2 separate regions of the Mus musculus genome follow, and region 2 is linked to region 1. A link is a loop called in an ENCODE intact Hi-C map of the cell type or tissue named here. Cell type or tissue: heart. All regions are shown on one strand.

What was found. A loop is a pair of places that touch in the nucleus more often than their neighbours do. Peaks named below come from ENCODE experiments on the same cell type or tissue, not always from the same donor. Only the 100,000 strongest peaks of a DNase experiment are listed, where the experiment ranks them.
Region 2: it touches region 1 in a loop (2.8-fold over the local background); 10 of 42 quality-filtered maps call a loop at or near these places.

The regions. Positions count from the first base shown.
Region 1 is chr5:25,432,874-25,440,873 of GRCm38, forward strand. The region is part of intron 2 of Kmt2c (lysine (K)-specific methyltransferase 2C); the gene reads right to left. Among named protein-coding and RNA genes, the nearest start is that of Kmt2c, 62 kb to the right of the region's middle. In heart, a CTCF peak has its summit at 3,412 (motif pointing right); a DNase peak (open chromatin) is centred at 3,398.
Region 2 is chr5:25,524,902-25,532,901 of GRCm38, forward strand. 1700096K18Rik (RIKEN cDNA 1700096K18 gene) reads left to right here and starts at 5,117. Exons shown (of 1, transcript NR_027388.1): 1 at 5,117-6,565. In heart, CTCF peaks have their summits at 1,540 and 4,686; DNase peaks (open chromatin) are centred at 1,400, 2,250 and 4,830; H3K4me3 peaks cover 2,284 bases; H3K27ac peaks cover 2,832 bases.

The DNA of each region.
Region 1 (8,000 bases):
TATTTATTCTTGTTAGCGACAATCCTGTAGCGAATTTCTTTTTGCTATGTTGCTACAGTAGAACTGGGCAGCTTCAAGTCCACCTTCATAAATACATGTTTCAGATGCATGTAGTTTGGTGGCTGGAGTTTTAAGAGTCCCCTACTGCACTCACAAGGATATCTTTTCAGATGTGCCAGAACAGCCCCTACTCCAGTAACACCCACAAAAGCCAGCAGCGTATTTCTGATGCCGCCTTCTAGGTCCTGTGCGTGGAAGAACTCCACAAACCCATCCCAGCCTCTTTGTTTGACAAGCGAGTCCCATTTCGGCCTTACAAGGATCTGTGATACTTTCTGCTAATGGTTCAATGCAACTTTCTTGGTTTATGCTCTTTAAGTGTTTGGCCACAAAGGCACCAAAAGAAATGAGTATGAATTGGTAGTTTGGGTTTTTTTTAAATGTGATCATAAAATTCACAGGTAGTAAATGGTGAGAAGCTAGAAGCAATCCCACTAAAACCAGGGATTAGACAAGGCTGTCCACTCTCTCCCTACCTATTCAACATTGTACTTGAAGTCCTAGGCAGAGCAATTAGACAACAAAAGGAGATCAAGGGGATACAAATTGGAAAGGAAGAAGTCAAAATATCACTTTTTGCAGATGATATGATAGTATATATAAGTGACCCTAAAAATTCCACCAGAGAACTCCTAAGCCTGATAAACAGCTTCAATGAAGTAGCTGGATATAAAATTAACTCAAACAAGTCAATGGCTTTCTGTACACAAGGGATAAACAGGCTGAGAAAGATATTAGGGAAACACCACCCTTCTCAATAGTCACAAATAATATAAAATACCTTGGCGTGACTCTAAGGAAGTGAAAAATCTGTATGATAAGAACTTAAGTCTCTGAAGAAAGAAATTAAAGAAGATCTTAGAAGATGGAAAGATCTCCCATGCTCATGGATTGGCAGGATCAATATAGTAAAAATGGCTATCTTGCCAAAAGCAATCTACAGATTCAATGCAATCCCCATCAAAATTCCAACTCAATTCTTCAACGAACTACAAAGGGCAATCAGCAGATTCATCTGGAATAACAAAAAACCTAGGATAGCAAAAACTCTTCTCAAGGATAAAAGAACCTCTGGTGGAATCACCATGCCTGACCTAAAGCTGTACTACAGAGCAATTGTGATAAAAACTGCACGGTACTGGTATAATGACAGACAAGTAGACCAATGGAATAGAATTGAAGACCCAGAGATGAGCCCACACACCTATGGTCACTTGATCTTTGACAAGGGAGCTAAAACCATCCAGTGGAAAAAAAGACAGCATTTTCAACAAATGAGCTGGAACAACTGGCGGTTATCATGTAGAAGAATGCGAATTGATCCATTCCTATCTCCTTATACTAAGGTCAAATCTAAGTGGATTGAGGAACTCCACATGAAACCAGAGACACTGAAACTTATAGAGGAGAAAGTAGGGAAAAACCTCGAAGATATGGGTACAGGGGGAAAATTCCTGAATAGAACAGCAATGGCTTGTGCTGTAAGATGGAGAATCGATAAATGGGACCTCATAAAGTTGCAAAGCTTCTGCAGTGCAAAAGACACCGTCAATAAGACAAAAAGACCACCAACAGATTGGGAAAGGATCTTTACCTATCCTAAATCAGATAGGGGACTAATATCCAATATATATAAAGAACTCAAGAAGGTGGACTCCAGAAAATCAAGTAACCCCACTAAAAAATGGGGCTCAGAGCTGAACAAAGAATTCTCACCTGAGGAATACCGAATGGCAGAGAAGCACCTGAAAAAATGTTCAACATCCTTAATCATCAGGGAAATGCAAATCAAAACAACCCTGAGATTCCACCTCACACCAGTCAGAATGGCTAAGATCAAAAATTCAGGTGACAGCAGATGCTGGCGAGGATGTGGAGAAAGAGGAACACTCCTCCATTGTTGGTGGGATTGCAAGCTTGTACAACCACTCTAGAAATCAGTCTGGTGGTTCCTCAGAAAATTGGACATAGTACTACCTGAGAATCCCACAATACCTCTCCTGGGCATATATCCAGAAGATGTTCCAATGGGTAACAAGGACACATGTTCCACTATGTTCATAGCAGCCTTATTAATAATAGACAGAAGCTGAAAAGAACCCAGATGCCCCTCAACAGAGGAATGGATACAGAAAATGTGGTACATGTACACAATGGAGTACTACTCAGCTATTAAAAAGAATGAATTTATGAAATTCCTAGGCAAATGGATGGACCTGGAGGGCATCACCCTGAGTAACCCAATCACAAAGTAACTCACACAATATGTACTCACTGATAAGTGGATATTAGCCCAGAAACTTAGGATACCCAAGATATAAGATACAATTTGCTAAACACATGAAACTCAAGAAAAGAACAAAGTGTGGACACTTTGCCCCTTCTTAGAATTGGGAACAAAACACCCATGGAAGGAGTTACAGAGACAAAGTTTGGAGCTGAGAGGAAAGGATGGACCATCTAGAGAGTGCCATATCCGAGGATCCATCCCATAATCAGCTTCCAAACGCTGACACCATTGCATACACTAGCAAGATTTTGCTGAAAGGACCCAGATAGAGCTGTCTCTTGTGAGACTATGCCGGGGCCTAGCAAACACAGAAGTGGATGCTCACAGTCAGCTACTGGATGGATCACAGGGCCCCCAATGGAGGAGCTAGATGGATCTGCATCCCTATAGGTGGAACAACATTATGAACTAACCAGTACCCCCAGAGCTCATGTCTCTAGCTGCATATGTATCAAAAAAATGGCCTAGTCGTCCATCACTGGAAAGAGAGGCCCATTAGACTTGCAAACTTTATATGCCCCAGTACAGGGGAATGCCAGGGCCAAAAAGTGGGAATGGGGGGGGGGGGGGATGGGGGACTTTTGGGATAGCATTGGAAATGTAATTGAGGAAAATACCTAATAAAAAATATATATATATATAATTCACAGGTAAGTTGACAAGAGAAAATAATCATCTTGAGTGAAATTACTCATACCTAAAAAGACAAATAGTCACTTATATGTCGATGCTAGCCGTTAAATCACTGATATAAGCAAGCTTCAATCTGTATAGCCGGGAGGGGGGGGGGATACTCTGCAGGAAAGGGAAATTGAATACATATTTATGGATGGGTAGGGAAGAGATTGGAACAGGATGATCAAATAAAAAGAAGTAAAGGAAGGGAAGGAGGGACAGATAAAGCCAAAAGCCATTTGAGAAATTGTATGAAACTTAATACAGTAGACGCTTCTTACACACACACACACACACACACACACACACACACACACACACACGTCAGGGCTTTAAAAAAAAAATTACAGGACCTTAGTTTGCCTTTAATTCCACCACTAGGTGGCAGAGGCACGCAAATCTCTGTTATTTCCAGGCCAGAGAGAGCTACATAGTGAAACCCTATATCAAAAAAAAAAAAAAAAAAAAAAAAAAAAAAAAAAAAATTACAAGTACTTTGTGTATATATTACAGCTTCTATGAGCAAGTGTGTAGTGTCTGCACTCTCCATCTATGTGCATTTCTTTTGCTCTTTCTTAGGCTTTTTCTTGTTTGGCTGTTTTGTTCTATTCCGATTTGTTTGCTTTGTTTTATTTTATTGCTATTCTTTAGAGGCTTGTTTGTAATTCTGAGAGATAGAAAGCTTGAAGATTAGGTATGAGAGGGGAGATGGGAAGGAACTGATAGAAGCAGGGGGAAGGGAAAACATAATATATTGCATGAAAAAAATCTATTATACTTTTTAAAAAAACAACATAGCTCAAATTGATCAACACATCAATTGAATGCAATTTTCTATCAAAATATGAACAATTTTCTTCAAGGAACAAGAAAAGTTAATAACAAAATATATAAGGAAAGACCAGGCATGGTGGTGCATGCTTCAAACCAAAGTAGAGTCAGGTATATCTCTATGAATTTGCCCCTAGTCTGGTACCCATAGGGAGCTCCAGGCCACACGGGGCTATATATGAGGCCCTGACTCAATAAATGAATGCCTTCAGAAGGTAAAACAATCCTGAAACTGTGGAAAAGCAGATAGGGGTATAGAGGGATAGGGACACATGACCTAGAAGAACTATAATACCTGACTTTAAAATATACAACTCGTAGGTAGGGTGTAATTCAGAACTTGAGAGGGATGGAACTAATACTGTAAGTTCTAGACCAAACTGAGCTATAAACAGTATCTCCTCACACACAAACTTTTTAAAAAAAAGGAAAGGAAAGGAAAGGAAAGGAAAGGAAAGGAAAGGAAAGGAAAGGAAAGGAAAGGAAAGGAAAGGAAAGGAAAGGAAGATGCTCCACAAAGTGAGCATGCAATGCAGAAGAAATAAAGCAGGCCCCTAATTCTAAACATGTACAGTTGGGTCATATCATTCCATAAAACCCAAAACTTTGTAACTATTAAAAGTGCAGAAGCGCTTCAAAAATCACCCCTCATCACAAAGACATCTTTAGATATGGAAAGCCCATGGGGAGGAGGGGGGAAAGAAGACACCAAGAACAACTAAAGCAAAAACTTAACTAATAAGGTTTCTAAGAAAATCTGTCCAAGAAAGGAAACCATCAACAAGATGAACAACCTGCAGAATGGGAAGTGAAGTACAAATTATTCATTAATAAGTGATATACTTGCAACATATGTAAGACATTCAACTCAAAAGCAAGAAGAGGGTGTGTTATATGACAGAGAATGTCTAAGAAAATATCTCATCATAGAAGTAAAAACCAAAACCACAAAATGTCATCTCATCCTCCCAAGTAGCTATAAAAAATAATAAGACAAAAATGACTGGTGTTAAGATAAAAGACTGTCCTCATATGCGCTGATAGTAAGAATGTAAATTAGCCCACTTAAGACTGGAGAGATGGGTCTTCCAGTCTGGACTGGTGCCCTGAGTAGACCTTGGGCACTAATTCTGTAGCCAGTCCCACAACTCCCAGAGAAGACCCACTCCCAGGAGCTCTTACACGCCCAGGACCACAGGACCACAGGACCATAGGATCCCTGGATCCCAGAATCCCAGGAGTTTTGCCACACCAGGATCTCAGGGTCCCAGAGGTAGCTTGACTCCCAGGAGCTCTGACACACCCAGGATCTCAGGATCACAGAATCACAGAGACAGCTGAACTCTGAGGAGTTCTGACACAACCAGGATCACAGGAAAGACAGACTTCAGTCAGATATAGCAAAGGCAGGTAGCACTAGAGATAATCAGATGGTGGAGGCAAGCATAAGAACATCAGCAACAGAAACCAAGGTTACTTGGCATCAACTTGGCAAAACTCTGATTTAAAAATCACATCTCATGATGATGATAGAGGATTTTAAGAAGGACGTAAATCACTCCCTTAAAAAAATACAAGAGAACACAGGTAAACAGCTAGAAGCCCTTAAAGAGGAAACACAAAAATCCTTTAAAGAATTACAGGAAAACACAATCAAACAGGCGAAGGAAATGAGCAAAACCATCCAAAATCTAAAAATAGAAATAGACACAATAAAGAAATCACAAAGGGAGACAGACAACCCTGGAGTTAGAAAACATAGGAAAGAGATCAGGAGTCATAGATGCAAGAATCACCAACACATACACGAGAGAATCTCAGATGCATAGAAAAGAATGACACAATATCAAAGAAAATGCAAAAAGCCAAAAGCTCCTAACCCAAAACATCCAGAAAATGCAGGCCACAACAAAAAGATCAAACGAAAAGGTAAGGCTAATAGAAGAGAACAAAGATTCCCAACTTAAAGGGCCAGTAAATATCTTCAACAAAATTATAGAAGAAAACTTTCCTAACCTGAAGAAAAGAGATGCCCATGAACATACAAAGAAGCCTATAGAAGCCCCAATAGATTGGACCTGAAAAGAAATTCCTCCAATCACATAATAATCAAAACACCAAATACACTAAACAAAGAAAGAATATTAAAAGCAGTAAGGGGGAAAGGTCAAGTAACATACAAAGGCAGGCCTATTAGAATTACACCAGAGACTATGAAAGCTAGAAGATCCTGGACAGACGTTATACAGACCCTAAGAGAATACAAATGCCAGCCTAGGCTACTATACCCAGCAAAACTCTCAATTAGCATAGATTACCTAACCCTAAACTTAACCCTGATTTTTTTTTTGGGGGGGGGGGGAGAACCGAGTTCTGGGTGCACTTCCTACAGCTCAAGATATTTCATGACAAAACCAAATTTACATATCTTTCCATAAATCCATCCCTAAAAAGGATAATAGATAGAAAACTCCAACACAAGGAAGAAAGCTACACCTTAGAAAAAAAGAAGAAAGTAATCTTTCAACAAACCCAAAAGAAGATAGGCACACAAAGATAATCCTACCTCTAACAACAAAAATAACAGGAAGTAACAATCACTTTCCCTTGGTATCTCTTAACATCAATGAACTTAATTCCCAAAAAAATGACACAGACTAATAGACTGGATAAGTAAACAGGACCCAGCATTTTAATGCATACAGGAAACGCACCTCAGTGACAAAGATAGACACCACCTCAGAGTAAAGGGCTAGAAAACAATTTCCAAGCAAATGGTCCCAAGAAACAAGCTGGAGTAGCCAGCCGTTTTAATACCAAATAAAATCGACTTTCAACCAAAAGTTATCAAAAAAGATAAGGAAGGACTCTTCATATTTGTCAAAGGAAAAATCTTCAATTCTGAACATCGATGCTCCAAAATTCAAGGGCAACCACATTCATAAAAGAAACTTTACTAAAGCTCAAAGCACACATTGCACCCCACACAATAATAATAAGGAGACTTCAATGCCCCACTTTCAGCAATGGACAGATCATGGGAACATAAACTAAACAGAGACACGGTGAAACTAACAGAAGTTATGAACCAAATGGATCTAACAGACATTTACAGAACATTTCATCGTAAAGCAAAAGAATGTACCTTCTTCTCAGACCTCATGGTACCTTCTCCAAAACTGACCATATAATCAGTCACAAAACAGGCCTCAACAGATACAAGAAGATTCACATAATCCCATGCACCCTATCAGATCACCATGGACTAAGGCTGGTCTTAAATACCAACAAAAACAATGGAAGACACGCATACACATAGAATCTGGTTGCTCTACTCAATGATGACTTGGTCAAGGAAAAAATAAAGAAAGAAATTAAAGACATTTTAGAATTTAATGAAAATGAAGACATGTCATACCAAAATTTATGGGACACAATGAAAGCAGTGGTAAGAGGAAAACTAATAGCTCTAAGTGCCTCCAAAAAGAAACTGGAGAGAGCTTACACTATCAGCTTGAAGGCACACCTGAAAGCTCTAGAACAAAAAGAAACAAATACACCCAAGAGGAGTAGAAGGCAGGAAATAATCAAACTTGGGGCTGAAATCAACCAGATAGAAACAAAAGAACTATACAAAGAATCAACCAAACCAGGAGCTGGTTCTTTGAGAAAATCAACAAGCTAGATAAACCCTTAGCCAGACTAACCAGAGGGCACAGAAACAGTATTATATTTAATGAAATCAGAAATGAAAAGGAGATATAACTATGAAATATATCTTAAAATAACTATTCTGTTTGTTGAATATTAACAGTTGAAAATATTAAAATCATGTTCTACACACACACACACACACACACACACACACACACAAAGACTGGAGAGATGGCTCAGCAGTTAAGAACGCCGACTGCTCTAATCCCCAGTACCACAGGGAAACTTATCTATCACCCATTTCAGGAGATCCAACACCCTCTTCTGACCTCTGAGGGCAACAGGCTTATACAACGTACACTTACATACATGGAGGCAAAATATTTATAAACATAAAATAAAAATCAATAAATCTTGAAAAATAGTTCAGTTATTATAGAAAACCTAAGTAATGTTCCTGAAGGGGGAGGGGGGAGCCACATGGTAGGGC
Region 2 (8,000 bases), 92 kb after region 1:
TGGTGGGATTAAAGGCATGCACCACCACTGCCAAAAACCAACTTATTTATTTCATGTATGTGAGTACACTGTCGCTGTCTCCGGACACACTAGAAGAGGGCATCAGATCTCGTTGCAGATGGTTGTGAGCCATCATGCCGTTGCTGGGAATTGAACTTAAAACCTCTGGAAGAGCAGTCAGTGCTCTTAACCACTGGGCCATCTCTCCAGCCCAGAGTTGGAGAATTTATTAAAAATATTTTTTAATGGGGTAGGGTGTGATGGCTCATTCCTTTAATCCCAGTACTCTGGAAGTAGAGGCAGGCAGGTCTTTGAGTTTAAGGACAGCCTGATCCACAGAGTAAGTTCCAGGAGAGTCAGGGCTGCACAGAGAAGCTGACTTGAAAAACCAAAAAAAGAAAAAGGAATTATTTTATGTGTATGAGTGTTTTTTCCTGCATGTGATGTCCCTTGGCCATCCAAGTGGCAGAGGGGTTGAAACGGGATACACCCAAGTTTCCTGCCTCCTCCAGCTTCTTCAGCTTTCTCCACCACAGCTCCATCCACCATCTCTAATGTTACAATTTCCTTTTTCTTGGTAACTCTTTTTAGGAGACTAAGCCATCCACAGGAAGACAAATCACAAAATACCCTGTAACAGGTTGCCTCTTCCTGAGCTTAACATGTCCTTTTAAACCAGGGGCTCAGAGAGAGACAGCCCTGGTGTGTAGCTATTAAACCAACTCTGGTCCTAAGAGCCTTCCTTCAAACCCACTCTCTTGGGGACACCCAGGGCTACACTTGAGCAGCAGGCATCCATCACCACCCTCGCCGCAGGTCTAGATGGTGGTTGCCTGCAGAGGCCAATGCAGGTACTTTGTTAGCATCAGGGCAAGCTTACCCACTGAATGCACTTGACCCTCCCCTCCTCAGGATACCACAAGTGAGTTCTTTTCCCAAGTCTGGGCAGAAACATAATCTCCTCCAATTCTCACACCAACGCTGAACATAGTCAAGTCCAGTATTATTAGCCCCACTTGATAGAGGAAGAAACTGAGACTTATATGTGGTTGGGGGTGGCTGGCAGTTCCCAAGCCTGCAGGAGGAGGAATACCTGTGCAATGTGACCCCGCAAACCCTTCCAGGTCTAAGCTGTGTCCATCCTTCAATCTGATTTATCTGGAATGGCAATGCTAGCAGTGAGTGTCCTTTAAGAACCTGAGATGATCCCGTTGATGGCAGGCTAATTCTCCTAAACCGTTAGTTATACATTCCATTATCCTAGTAGCCCTCCAGGACAGGAACATTGCAGGGCTCAAAACCTATCCCGATCCCACAGTAGGCTCTCTGCCCTGGGGAGACCACGTGACTATCCTGCACACAGCACATACCGGTCCCACCCTGTTTCTACCCTGCCCCAGGGCGTGATCTGCTCAACACTTCCCATTCCCCAGGGCCAGGGAACTCTGGCTCAGAATGCAGGAAGCTGAGCACCTTTGAGCCAGAGCTGGACTCAGTGCTTGCTGAGCTCACAGGAGATCCTAGGTCAGCCCCTAGCTGGGAGCAACCAGATGACAGCAGACTTGGATGGAAAATGTTAGCTAAAGGGATGTCCACAGAAATTTTATTTAGAATTTCCACTTTTATTGAAAGTTAGATTGTTTTCATACAATATATTCTGATCACATGTTCCCCTTCTCCCACACACACCCTAACCCTCTCCCCACCTCCCCATACCCACAGGATTCTTTTTTGAGATGGTTTGGTTTGACATGTTTGTTTTTATAAACAGGGTCTCGTGTAGGCCAGGCTGGCCTCAAATTCACATGGCTACTGAGGCTAGCCTTGACCTCATGACTGACCAGCCTGCTTCTACAAGCCTCCACACCTCAGTTTGGGACTGGGTAGTTGTGCACAAATACAAGGGCATGTCTTTACCCTTAAAACTGACAGACAGACCAAGACTGGCATCACAGAGACCCAACGTTAACCAGCAGTCACCAAGCTCATCCTGTATGTTTGGGGCACGCAGGTTGGTGCTACATTTAAACTCCAGGGCAGCTGCTCTAAAACTGTCCTAGCCAAAGCCTGTGTCATAGAAACACCAGACAGGTCCAGCCACTGAGAGAGTGCTGGAGTGGGGGAGGAGAGAAGAACCTCTTTTTACTGTGTTCCTGCCCTGTGGGATGACACTTATAACCACCTCCAGGGCAGCAGCTGGGATCCCCTCCCCCACTGGAACCAGCATCCAGCAGAGCCTGGAGCTGCCCTGGGGAAAGGGGGGCTGCCTGCCAAGGATCTGCCCACCTGGGGCCACCGCCAGGGCCCGGCCCGAGCCCGGGGCCCAGTCAGACTCTGCAGTCTGTACACAACCTGAAACAAAGTGGGCAAAAGGCTGTCCTTGAGTCCACATGCCTTAGTTCTTACTCTGCTCATCAAGAAATAACAGGAAATAAAGTAAGAAAATGAAAGAATCATAAACTGTTTACAAGAGTAGCTCCTCTCCCAATTCTTGTTCACAGGTGTGTCTACACCATGGGGTCCAGCCAATAGGAAGACTGGGTTGCCTGTTGACTGGATCCCATCTCATGGAAGCATTTGTTTATCCACTAAGCATTTGCTAAACCTGCCCTAGCAAATAGAAAGAGCCCAGCTTGGAGGGAGAAGGGGAACCAGCCATTTTAAGTAAACAAGAAGGCTTCAGATGGTGCAGCATGCTTTGAAGGAAGTAACTGGGAGAGGACAGAAAGTACCTGGTTGGGGGCAGGGAAAGGACCCATTTCAGATCAGCTGACACTGAAGGCTGGCCTGAGAAGTCAGAAGAGATGCAGCTCCACACACAAGCCCCGAAGCCTCAAGTGCAAAGTTGGAAATGGGAAGCCCTGAGGGAAGGTTCTCAGTGTGCCTGGACTGCGCAAGCTAGGCACCTACAGAGCTGGGCCTCCCCCAGCCAGGATCCCGGAGCTCTGCAGACCTCGGGATGCAACCTAAAAGGCCACTTCTGTCAACTGGAATGCCTTAATGAGCCTGACAGGGCAATCTGCGGAGCCTGACCTGCATGCACACAAGATCATCTACTTTAGTAATTTTGAAAAAGTCATGGGTGTGGAGAGGGAGTGGCAGAGTAAGTGGGTCAGGGTCTTCTGTGGCCCAGGCTGGCCTTGAACTCCTGATTTTACTCCAGCCTCCCCAGCACTGGGATCTCAGGCAAGACCACCACACTCAACAGCTGTTTTGTTTTTGAGCTGGTTTCAAATAGCTCATACTGACCTTGAACTCCCCATGAGGCTGGCCTTGAATTCTTCCTGCCCCCAAATCCCAAATGCGGAGAGTACCAGAATTACCACAGTGGGGATTAAGACAACCCCCAGAAGACAGGGTTTCAATGCACAGCCCTGACAGGCCTGGGATCTGTAACCCTTCCTCTGCTCACCAGCAAAGGCTAGGCCAGTTTCAAATTTCAACTAAATTTCTCTTGGAGACTACATTGCACTGTGCAGTTTTATCAGTTTATTTCTTCTCTCTCCCCTCCCCCTCCCCCCCACCCCTTGGTTTCTCAGTGTAGCCCTGGCTGTCCTGGAACTCACTCTTGTAGACCAGGCTGGCCTCAAACTAAGAAATGCGCCTGCCTCTGCCTCTCATGAGCTGAGATTAAAGGCATGAGCCACCACTGCCCAGCTTATTTCTATTCTCTAAAACGATTTAAAAAAGCTAGCTCAATTATAGAAAGTACACATGTAAATTTTAAATGTCAATATTGCATAAACAATGGAAATTTGACTGCTACTCAGGAAAGGCAGCCTATTATTTTTGGAGTAACAAATTTGGTCACTTTAGGAACTAAGTCCTGGGACTGCAAAGATGACTCAGGTTCACAGCTCTGGCTCTTCCAGAGGACTTTAGTTCAATTCCGAGCACCCACAAGGTAGCTTGCGACTGTAACTCCGACTGGAATCTAACATCCTTACACAGACATACAGGCAGGCAAAACACCAATGCACATAAAATGAAAATTAATTAAAAAAATTCAATCCCAGGGTGGAGAGATGAAACCTTCTGCAGAGGAGCCCCCAAGTTAGGTGGCCCACAACCAGCGGCTCCAGGAACCCAGCGGCCGCCCTCTCTGGCTTCTGCAGTCAAACCCCGTACCAAGGAACTAGCGAGTTCCAAACCAGTCAGAGATACAAAGGGAGAGGTGAGATCCTGTTTGAAGAAACCTCCAAACCTAAGACACACCCAAAGAAAAGCACTACCCCCACCACCATCAACAACAAAATGTTTGAATGATCTGGGCCGTCCAGTTCCTTTCTGGAACCAAAACCAGCTAATATTGATATTGACGTTTATCACTTAACCCCTCTCCCTGATTTCGAAATGAAGTCTGTTCCACTCAGCCGAATTTAAGGAGAGGTGTGAGGGAATGAAGGCGGTGTGCGTGGGGGCTGGGGAAGAAGGAGTTGAAAGGGGCGGGGTGCGGCGGGGTACAGAGGCAAATGTAGATCGCTGCTACATTGAGTTTGGGACCGGGACCAGGTATCGAGGCCCGGGCTCCCAGACCCAAAGAAAGCAGGAAGAAACGCAGCAAAGAGGGAGGGAAGCCGACAGAAACCGGAATGCCCACGGGAACAAACTCAACAGTGACCAGCTGGAATCCACCGCGGACCATAGGAGGCAAGGCGCCTGGCGCGAGGGGCCAATAGGAGGACGAGCCGAAAGAGGGGCGCTGCAAGGCCAACCCGAGGACCAGCAAGACTGGGGGCGGGGCCTCTGGGACGAAGCCAATGACTGGGAGAGCGGCCTGGGACGCGTGGCCAATGGCAGGGCGAGCTGGGTTGGGGCGTGGCCCCTGGTTTGAAGCCAATGGCAGGGAGTACAGCTTGGGCGAGGCCAGTGGGAGCTCGAGGGTGGGGGAGGAGCCAGACCCGGAAGACAGTGGGGGCGGGGAGCCGCGATGACAACCTGTCAAGTCCACTTCGGGACGAACTAGGTCACGCGCTTCTTGTAGCTCCGGCGCCCCCGCCCCGCGAGGCCCTGCGGGTGGCCCCGGGGCCGGGCCGCACCGCTTCCTCTTCCTGCCCGCGGGGGTGGGGGCGGGGCGGACACCTGCCGTTCGCCGGCCCGCTCCAGCCTTCGGGCTGCCGAAGGTCTCCTAGCCTTCGGGCCAGTGCCCGCCGATCCTCCGGGAGCCAGGTCCGCGATCTCCGGCGCCCGCCGTGGGCTCGGGAAAGCGCACAGCGCACTACTTGTCGCGGAGGGATCCGGCCCCTGAGTTACCTGTTCTCCACTCGGAGCTGACCTCGGTCCAAGGGCCCGCAAGTCCGCCTCACCGAGAAGTAATACAGGTTCGGATCCGCGCCGCCGACCTCACAATGGCGCGGGCGTCCAGCCACTGTCACGCAGCATCCCGTGCGATTATTCGCCCAGAGCCTCACTGCTTAGGGGACCACGGCGGGGCCCTTCTCCCTCTCGCTCATTCAGAAGATGAGAACGTCCCCGCACGACACAACGACGCTGTTTTAACAATACCCAACTAACTCTGCTCTTCCAAACTGCACACACTTAAAGGTGACATGGCCACAGACGCTGGGTTGCAATACTACGCTGGAATTCTGCACTAATTATTTAAAAGCTTTCTTACAGTACTACAGCGAAACGACCGGTTACAAACCTTTCATTTTCGTTCGAACACCGTACTCTAACCAATGGATATTTTGTGAATACTTCTATTCAGTATCTCTAGATTTTTAAAAAAAAAAACCCAAATGTAAAGAAAGACATTACCAAATGAGTGGTTCATCAGTGAAATAATTTGTTTTGCCTTTACATTTTAGCCTTTTTGGAAGGCACATTATTTGCAGTATACACAGATATAAATTTTGTACATTTAAAATAGCCTGTATAGCCTTTTTGTCGTTCTTTCTTGAAGCCCCTCCCACTCTGAAGATTCTTTCGCTTCTATTAATTTTAAGTCTGGTTAAAAAAATAGTGCTTGAGGCCATCCTGGTCTACAGAGTGAGTTCCAGGACAGCCATGGTTAAAAGAGAAACCCTGTCTCAAAAAAACCAAAACAAACAAAAAAAAAATAGTGCTTAAATTAAACATAAAAACAATTAGCATTTACATTTGAATAATGCTTCTTCATGTTTATTACCATGTACATTACTAGGAACTGGAAGTCCAATCTTGTAAAAAATTAAAATTCAAGACAGGCCTTTATAGTGAGGTTATTGTCTTTTCATTATAACTCATTTTTTACAGCCAGCTAATTTTCCAGAGGGAATTACTGTTCCTATCTTTAGTCAATTTGGTTAAGAATTCTTTGCCTTTAAATATATAAAAATGTTTGTGTATGATTTTATTTTTCTGTGAGAGCATTAAGGTTAGAGGACAACTTGTGGGCATGCTATTCTTTTACCTAGGAATGGAACGCATTTCCACCCTGTGACAGGGTCTCATGTATCCTTAGATAGCCTGGAACTCACCTGTATAGATCACATTGACTGAAATTTCAGAGATTCCTCTGCCCCTCTATTCCTGGGATTAAAGGTGTACAACACTGCCACCAGCATTAAAAATTGTCTTTATACGTCTCTGGTTTTTTTTTTTTTTTTTTTTTTTTTTTTGGTTTTTCGAGACAGGGTTTCTCTGTATAGCCCTAGCTGTCCTGGAACTCACTTTGTAGACCAGGCTGGCCTCGAACTCAGAAATCCACCTGCCTCTGCCTCCCAAGTGCTGGGATTAAAGGCGTGCGCCACCACGCCCAGCACGTCTCTGTTTTTACATTACCTATATGTAACTGTCCACTGAGGCCAGAAGAAAGTCGTGGATCCCTGGAGCTTGGGTTAATTCCAAAAGGTTGTACGCCAGCTTTTGGTACTGGGAAGTGATCTTGGGTCCTTGGAAGAAGCAGCAAGCACTCTTAACCCAGGAGACAGCCTCCTGGCCACACCTCCCTTTTGTTTTTAATTTCCAAGATTTTGAAGTCTTTTCCCATTGAAGGCTGTTTAATTCTTCCATCTCCTTGGGAATAGAACCCAGAACTTGCCCATGCGCAGTGCGCTGGTCATTCTTTACTGTCAGTTAATATTAAGCAGACTATACAACTACAAAGGTTTTCTTCCTTCAACAAAAAAAAAATACACCTTGATATTAGCAATAAGCAAAGTCAACAGTGTCAAAAACATGAGTATGAACTCCTGTCATGGACTTATCCCATTGGTATTACAACTTATGACTTATCCCATAGGTATTACAATAGGAAGTCATGTTAAACTTCTGACAACTTGCTGTCCATGCTCTGCTGGTACTCTCTCCAGCTCTTCATGACTTTTCTTGCCTTCTTCCCCTGATCAGAAGTGAGATGTTAATTTGTGATCTCCTATAACAAGATGACCAGTGTGTTCTTTTCTGCACCCATAAGTCTCAAGAACTCTTGTTTTCTTTCTTCATTGCCCAAGTCTGCTGCCTCCCAATTGCTAGGTACAAGATTACCGCCGGGGGAAGCTGAACGCTTCACCTCGTGCATGCATATGAGACTCCTGGGCAGCACTCATGGCAGCTGGGATCCCGTCGGGGGAAGTGCCAAACATATCCTGTCGCAGTTTTCCTCAAATGTAACACCAGCAGCCCTCACCCAGCAAGCAGCTGGCCCAAGCAGCGCCACTCCAGAACGCAGAGCCCCTCCGGGCCTTCTCCAGCACAGTCCTTTTGTTTTATTTCTGAGATAGGGTCTCAGATACCCAATGATGGCCTTGAATTCAGTATGTATCCTAGGCTGGCCTCAAGTTTTAGAGACTCCTCTGGCCTCAGACTTCTGTATTGCTGAGATAAAGGCCTATGCCACTAGGCACAGCTTATTTTTCTTAAACGTTTTAATGCAGTGTGTCATTTTAAAACTGGCCAATCACGTAAGAAAAACTACTTGGTGTGAGCAAGGAAGAGCTGCCTCCCACCCCCTTGCCAGCTGCTGCAGGAGGGAGGGCAGCCCTCTTGCCTAGGCAGCACCTCCCTTGAGAGCTGGT